Linked DNA regions of Homo sapiens: region 2 is linked to region 1. A link is an interaction called in ENCODE POLR2A ChIA-PET data of the cell type or tissue named here. Cell type or tissue: MCF 10A. All regions are shown on one strand. Region 1 has its middle 16 kb from the start of NRSN2. Region 2 overlaps RBCK1 (RANBP2-type and C3HC4-type zinc finger containing 1).

Region 1 (4,000 bases):
AGAGTGAATCTGTCTGCCAGTGTTCAAGCCACTGTGTGAACCTGAGTTTCTTAACCGTTCTGAGTGTCAGGAGTTTTTTTCATCTCCAAAATAGGAGCAACAAGGATACCAATCCCTTGAGATTGTATGAAGCTTAATGCACTTAACACAGCACCTGGCACGTAGACATGCTCCCTAAATGCCAGCTGTTATTATGAAAGAGAGAAGTCTGAGGTTCAGAACTAGCAGGCAACACATAATCTATAATGATGGATGGCTCAGACAGGGTCCTGTCCTATAGGGACTCACAGTCTAGTGGAAAGGACAGTCCTGTGGACAGCAAATGGCAATATACCTGGGTAAGTACTGTAATAGAATAACAAAGTAATATCCTATCACGGGGCAGTCACGGGGGCAGTGAGAGACAAGCGCTTGTCCATGCCAGGCTCTGTACTCAGTCCATCACATACATTAGGTCTTGCAGTCCTCATACCACCATAAGGTGGTTACCATTATCTCCAATTCACAGAAAAGCAAACAGTATGGAGTGTTTAAGCGTCCTGTCCGAGATGGCATAGCTAGTGGAGCTGAAATTTGAACCCAAGTAATCCAGGTCCAGAATGCCCCGGATGCAGAAATGACCACACAGATTCTACCAATGAACTAACCTGATAAGGTTGGAGGTCATACTCATAACCCCTCACACAGGTCCACACAGACACAGGCAAGCACACCCATGTCTATTCAGATACACACCAATTCCTGTCTATGACGAGCGCTCAGAAAATCCTCCACAACACCACACCAGGAATGATGTGCATTTTGAGAAAAAAAAAAATCAGCTCTGAAGACCTCACAGACACATGCAGTGAAATGTAAATGGAGGGACCCACCCAAGTTCTTGAATAGCACATTACATGCCTGGATGCACATCAGCGGGCATGTAAATGATGACGAGGAGGTCTGCAGACACTGACACGCTGCATTTGCACTCACTCTGCTACTGAATTTTTTAGCAGCTACATTTACTGAGCACCTACTGTATGTAAGGAAAGATAAAGCAGCCGGGAGCTGTGGCTCACGCCTGTAATCTCAGCGCTTTGGGAGGCCAAGGCAGGTGGATCACCTGAGCTCAGGAGACCAGCCTGGCCAACATGGTAAAACCTTGTCTCTACTAAAAATAATACAAAAATTAGCTGAGTGTGGTGGCATGCACCTGTAATCCCAGCTACTCAGGAGGCTGAGGCAGGAGAATCGCTTGAACCCAGGAGGTGGAGGTTGCAGTGAGCCAAGATCACGCCATTGCACTCCAGCCTGGGTGACAGAATGAAACTCTGTCTCAAAGAAAAAAAAAAAAAAAAGTAAAAAAGATAAAGCTCAGAGAAGTGAAGTGGCTTGCCCAAAGTCAAATGGCTGAGATTCAAACCCTGGCCCTATAATATTAGGCAACGGTGTCTCCCTCCACCACTGTGCAGATGCATCCATGAGTGAAGAGATGTGCTATGGCTGGATTCCCTCATTGACATTCCCTGTGACCTTGGACATGGCATGGCCTTGTCTGGCCCACATTCTCATGTTGAGTCCATTCACAGGTGTGCTCCATGGATGTGCATGGATGGGACCGGCAACCCTGGCCTTGCTCTGAGTCTCAGCTTGGCTTGGTGTCACCAGGGCTGTGAGCTTCCAATCCCAGCCTTGCCATGTCCCAGAGCACATGGCTCAAAACCAAGCTCTGGGCATCAGGCCAGCAGGGCCCCTGTGATGGAAGAACTGACAGGATTTCATAAGCATCCGGCCCGGGACACGTGGTCAGGGCAGGGAGAAGGGAGATAAACAGGATGTCCACCAGGGTGTGCACCTGGGCAGGGTCCATGGACCAGGTGTGGCAGGGGAAGAGCTGTCAGGACTTGGCATCTGATGGGCACTCAGCAGATATAGGCTGTGTGAGGGGAGGAGTTTGTGGGGAGGCAGGGCTGCAGCTTTGCTTCCATCCTGGAGGCCAGGAATGAGGGAGTAAGTGAGCCATTGACTCAATGAATGAATGAATGAGCGAGTGAGTGAAGGAAGGAAGGGGTAAGTAAATAAGTGAAGAATGGAATGGGGGAGGGAGTGAATTTATTTATTTATTTATTTATTTATTTTGAGACAGGGTCTTGCTCTGTTGCCCAGGCTGGAGTGCAGTCTCAGCTCACTGCAACCTCTACCTCTCAGGCTCAAGGGATTCTCCCACCTCAGCCCCCAGCATAGCTGGGACTACAGGCGCATGCCGCCACATCCCGCTAATTTTTGTATTTTCTGTAGAGATGGGGTTTCGCTATGTCGGCCAGGCTGGTCTCAAACTCCTGGGCTCAAGCGATCTGCCTGCCTCAGCCTCTGCAGTGCTGAGATTACAGGTGTGAGCCACCGTGCTGAGCTGTGAATTTATTTTTTACACAAATCTGAGTGCTCACTCTGTGCTGGCCCTGGACGGGTCTCTGTGGATGTCTGGTGAGCAGGATGGACACAGCCCGGTCATTGCAACGCTAAAAGCTTGAATGACACCAGTCAGGCTGGGGAACTGGGAGGGCCCTTGACATGCAGAGTGACTCAGCCAGTGTGAGCAGGGGTTGTCAGCATGCCTAGGGGAGCAAGAGACTGTGAGAGATGTGTGTGTATACTTGTGTGCCTGTGTGTGTCCGTGTGTACACATGTGTGCGCCGACACAGCCAGGTGTTGGCCAATGCAGGTGTGGTGTCCTCAAGAGCACAGTGCATCCTGATTCTTCACCCTCCCAGGCCTCCCCTGCCCCTGTTGTGTGCCAGCTGGGCCTGCCCCATGTTATGCCTGACGCCCACGCAAAAGCTGCTTCTTCCAGTCACAGGACAAAGGCATCCTCAGCCCAGACCCTGTACCCCAGGGGTAAAGACCTCTCAGACCCCTAGTGCTCCTCAGCATGGACCTCTCCACCAGGAGCCTCAGAGTTGTGAGAAGCACAGGCACCCAAAGCCCACCGCCCTGTGTCCATGTGCATGGAGTGTGCCCAGGTACACGCAAGGGCTGGAGATGCCCCAGGGCGGTCCAGACAGACGTGCAGATGACACATTGGCCACTGAGTTTCCACAGACACTGAGCTAAGTGCTTTCGAGACACACTGGGTGACCTTAGGCGTATCACCCTCTCTGAGCCTCAGTTTCTAATCTAAAAGTAGGGTAATTATACTCACTTCCAGTCTTGTTAGAATAACTCAATGCATGATCAGCTCAACACATCATGATTATTTTTCCTGAGTTCCTGCCTTCCCAGCTATATTGTCTATTCCTCAACAGTACCCACTGAGTCTTATATCCCCGTTTCTCCTATGATACTCCATTACACAGGACTCAAATAACTACCTGCTCTAAGAATTGCTGAGTGACATGTAGTCCTCATAAATAGCAATAATAGTCACTAACATTTATATAACAACAAGAGCCAGCAATTTTGATTTTTTATTGTGTCAGGCATTGTGCTGAACACTTTACATTCCTTCATTCATTTGACAAACATTCACTGAACACCTGGTAGGTGCTGGGCTCTGTGCTAGACCTGCAGATGCAGCATCTCTGCCCTCAAGGTTCTTACATTCTGATGGGGAAGAAGAGACAGACAAAAGACAGTTTGGCGGGGCACAGTGGCTCACGCCTGTAATCCCAGCACTTTGGTAAGCCGAGGCAGGCAGATCACTTGAGGTCAGGAGTTTGAGACCAGCCTGGTCAACATGGTGAAACCCCTGTCTCTACTGAAAAAATACAAAAATTAGCCAAGTGTGGAGGTAGGCATCTGTAATCCCAGCTACTCGGGAGGCTGAGGCACAAGAATGACTTGAACCTAGAAGGTGGAGGTTGTAGTGAGCAGAGATCGAGCCACTGCACTCCAGCCTGGGCGACAGAGCGAGATTCAGCCTCAAAAAAAAAAAAAAGATAATTTAATACATAAATGGGATAATTTCAAACCTTGACAAGTGCTACAAATAAAATAAGGAAGAGTTATGGATTAGAGACAA
Region 2 (4,000 bases), 53 kb after region 1:
ATTAGACCCTGGGTGGTTGAGGTTGCAGTGAGCCATGATCATGCCTGAGTGACAAGGTGAAACCCTGTCTCAAAGAAAGAAAGAGAGAAAAGCCATTGGCTGTACACCTAGAGACTGGCCAGTGAATATGCATTTATAGTATGTAAGTTAAAATTAAGTGTTTAAGCTTTGTCTGCAGCTGTTTTTGTGATTCTCTGCTGTTCACCAGCGATCCTGATGTCACATTGGATGAGAGAGCTCCAGCTGTATTTTTTTGTTGATAGTGTTAAGATTATAGCTTTAAAAAATTTTGTTTTCTAACATAATTAAGGCCTTTATGCTTTGCCTCTAGGTTGATTCTAAAAGTGTAACACTACTAGAAAGGATTTATAGTATTTTGATTATGGAAATATTATTCACTATAGAATAACTAGTGCAGTTGAAACCATATGCACTTTTATGTTTCAAAACCCTTATTGCTGGAAGAACATTTTGGGGTTAAGATCCAGTCCTTTTCATTTTTTACTTTTCTTCTATTCTCCTGTATCAGACTCATCTATTTTTGTTTTTCAAGAACTTTTCACGTGGAAAATGTGGTAAACTTTTAGAGTCTTTGCATGTTTAAAAATTTCTATATTTTGCTCTGTCAATTCATTGATAGTTGACTGGGTATTCAAATTGTTTACCTGAAGAATTTTGAGAGCATTTTCTGGACTGCTTTTAAATAAATTTCAGATATTATTTTATCCTTAAATACTTTAGTATGTGTCTTCAAAAAATTAGGACTTGGCGGGGCACGATGGATGATGCTTGTAATCCTAGCACTTTGGGAGGCTGAGGCAGGTGGACTGCTTGAACCCATGAGTTCAAAACCAGCCTGGGCAACATAGTGAAACCTTGTCTCTACAAAACATTAGCTAGGCATGGTGGTGCGCCCATCTAGTCCCAGCTACCCAGGAGGCTGAGGTGGGAGGGTCACCTCAGTCCAGGAGATTGAAGCTGCAGTGAGCCAAGATCATGCCACTACACTCCATCCTGGGTGACAGAAGTGAGACCCTGTCTCAAAAAAAACAAAAACAAACAAAACCCCTCAATACTATTATCACACCTTAGAAAAGGAATAAGAATTCCTTAAAATCCGCTAATGCCCTGTTTATATTCACATTTTCCTATTTCATTAGTGCTTTTTACAATTGGTTTCTTCAAATCAGGAGCCAAACAAGATCTACATGTAGCATTTCTTACTATGTCTTAAGTCCCTTTTACTCTCCTCTATTTTTATGCCACTAGTTTTTTTTTTAAGAAACCTGGTCTTTTGACCTCTAGAATTTTCCCCATATTCTGGATCTATCCATTACCTCTTCATGGTATGTATTAGACCACTCTAGCATTGCTACAAAGAAATATCTGAGACTGGGTAATTTGTAAAGAAAAGAGGTTTAATTGACTCAGTTCTGCAGGTGGTGTAGGAAGCATGGTCCTGACATTTGCTTGGCTTCTGGGGAGGCCTCAGTGAACTTTTACTGAAGCGGGAGCAGGCACTTCACATGGTGAGAGAGGGAGCAAGAGAGAGAGTTGGTGGGGAGGTGCCACACTTTACAACAGCCAGATCTCACGAGGACTCACTATGGCGAGAAGTCACTACAGTGAGCGCAGCACCAGGCTGTGAGGGAGCTGCCCCTATGACCCAAACACCTCCCACCAGGCCTCACCTTCAACACTGAGGATTACAGTTCAAGGTAAGATTTGGGCAGGGACAAATACCCAGACTATCATGGTGTCATTTACTATCTCCCGTTTTTCCTGTAACTGGTAGTTAGAGATAAAGTTTCAATTAGTCAGCAGTCACTTTTTTTTTTTTTTTTTTTGAGACAGAGTTTCACTCTGTTGCCCAGGCTGGAGTGCGGTGGCGCAATCTTGGCTCACTGCACGGTCCGCCTCCCGGGTTCACACCATTCTCCTGCCTCAATCTCCTGAGTAGCTGGGACTACAGGCGCCCGCCACCGTGCCTGGCTAATTTTTTTTTTTGTATTTTTAGTAGAGACGGGTTTTCACCGTGTTAGCCAGGATGGTCTCGATCTCCTGACCTCGTGATCCACCCACCTCGGCCTCCCAAAGTGCTGGGATTCAGCAGTCACTTTTAATGTGCAGGAACTCTTCCTCATTTTTTGGTTGCTTCATGCCTTTCCTTGCTTTCTGAATGCAGTGTTTTCCCAAATCTCTCTGAAGGTACTAGTTAGACTTCACTGTTGCTTATTGTTCCATACCCTAAATGATCTCTGTTTCCTTTGGGGTCGGTTCTGTTTTTTCATCTTTTCATGCTTTTGATTTTCCAAACATGTTGGAGGATCCTCAAGAAAGTTAAAACCACTTTCTCTGGAATAATACCATGTAGATTTAAATCCTGCCTCTGGCTGAACACAGTGGCTTACTCCTGTAATCCCACTTCGGGAGGCCAAGGCAGGAGGATCACTTGAGGCCAAGAGTTCAAGACCAGCTTTGGCAACATAGTGAGACCCTGTCTCTACAAAAACTTAAAAAATTAGCCAGGCATGGTGGCATGAGCCTGTGGTCCCAGCTACTTGGGAGGCTGAGATGGGAAGAGCCCAGGAGGTTGATACTGCAGTGAGCCAAGGTAGCACTACTGCACTCCAGCCTGGGCCACAGAAAGAGAGCCTGTGTCTTAAAATTAAATCAAGACATACAAATGAATCCTGCCTCTAACAGTTATTAGTTGCTTAGTTTGGCAGAGTCACTGGAACCTATCTGTGCCTCACATTTTTATCTGTAAAACAGGGATACAGCAGTACCTGTCTGATGGGTTGGTTGAGAGGATTAAATGAGTTAATACACATGAAGTGCATTAAATAGTCTTAGCACGTAGTTAACAACAACTTCTGGTGGTTTCACTAAGGAGCAGGGGAGAGAAGACAGAAGAGGTTGGAGAGGTCAGGGAGGTGCCAGATCATGGAGGCCCTCGTGTGCTGCCACGAGTTGATTCTAAGAGTAGCGTGGAGCCATTGGAGGGGCCTAACTGGTGGGTTCTAATAAAGGAAGAAGCATGGGTGGGGCCTACCCCAGACTGGGGTTTGTGTGTGTGTGTGTGTGTGTGTGTGTGCATGGCCATGTGCCTGTGTGCAAATATGTACATGTCTGTAGCCGGTGGCTGAGGCTGGACCCCTGGCCAGAGCCCATGCTGAGCCCCTGCTGTTCTCTGCAGGCTGTGGGTGAGCGTGGAGGATGCTCAGATGCACACCGTCACCATCTGGCTCACAGTGCGCCCTGATATGACAGTGGCGTCTCTCAAGGACATGGTGAGTGAGGAGGCGGAGGGCGACACTGGGGTGAAGGCTCTCCCTTTCACTCCTGCTTCCTCTCTCTCCTCTGGCCCTCCCTTCCCACTCTCCCTCTCTTTGCCCCCACCAGGTTTTTCTGGACTATGGCTTCCCACCAGTCTTGCAGCAGTGGGTGATTGGGCAGCGGCTGGCACGAGACCAGGAGACCCTGCACTCCCATGGGGTGCGGCAGAATGGGGACAGTGCCTACCTCTATCTGCTGTCAGCCCGCAACACCTCCCTCAACCCTCAGGAGCTGCAGCGGGAGCGGCAGCTGCGGATGCTGGAAGGTGAGGCTCTGCCCTGAGCACCGCCGGACCCAGCGGGGGCCCTGGACTCACTTGAGGGCATAGGGCAAGCAGGGGCAGAGCCCCTGGGTTTTTAGTCAGGGACTCACCCAGAGGACCCTATCCAAGTGGGGAAGAGAGGACCTAAGACACATGGGAGGGAGCATTTCAGGGACCCATCATGAGAACAGCTGGCACGGGGAGGGGTGGACTCCGTCCAGGCTCCGGCATTCCCAGCTGTGTGACCTTGGGCAAGGTTGCTCCTATCTGCTGCCCAGTTTGCTAAAATCATAAATTGGGTATGACAGTGATCGTGATAACTAGTGTTTATTCTTAATTTTTAACTTCTGAAATGTTTCAGACCTACAGAAAAGTTGCTAAATTTTACAAAGTAGTACA

What was found. ChIA-PET counts read pairs that join two places held together with the same protein. Peaks named below come from ENCODE experiments on the same cell type or tissue, not always from the same donor. Only the 100,000 strongest peaks of a DNase experiment are listed, where the experiment ranks them.
Region 2: POLR2A ChIA-PET joins it to region 1 with 6 read pairs; 23 of 35 experiments call an interaction of 5 or more read pairs at or near these places.

The regions. Positions count from the first base shown.
Region 1 is chr20:360,862-364,861 of GRCh38, forward strand. No RefSeq gene overlaps it. Among named protein-coding and RNA genes, the nearest start is that of NRSN2, 16 kb to the left of the region's middle. RefSeq lists an enhancer at 2,364-2,658. In MCF 10A, a CTCF peak has its summit at 1,843; DNase peaks (open chromatin) are centred at 1,800 and 2,550.
Region 2 is chr20:414,327-418,326 of GRCh38, forward strand. It overlaps RBCK1 (RANBP2-type and C3HC4-type zinc finger containing 1), which reads left to right. Exons shown (of 12, transcript NM_031229.4): 3 at 3,200-3,293; 4 at 3,406-3,604. Among named protein-coding and RNA genes, the nearest start is that of RBCK1, 8.0 kb to the left of the region's middle. In MCF 10A, no CTCF peak of the experiment used is centred here; DNase peaks (open chromatin) are centred at 1,725 and 1,883.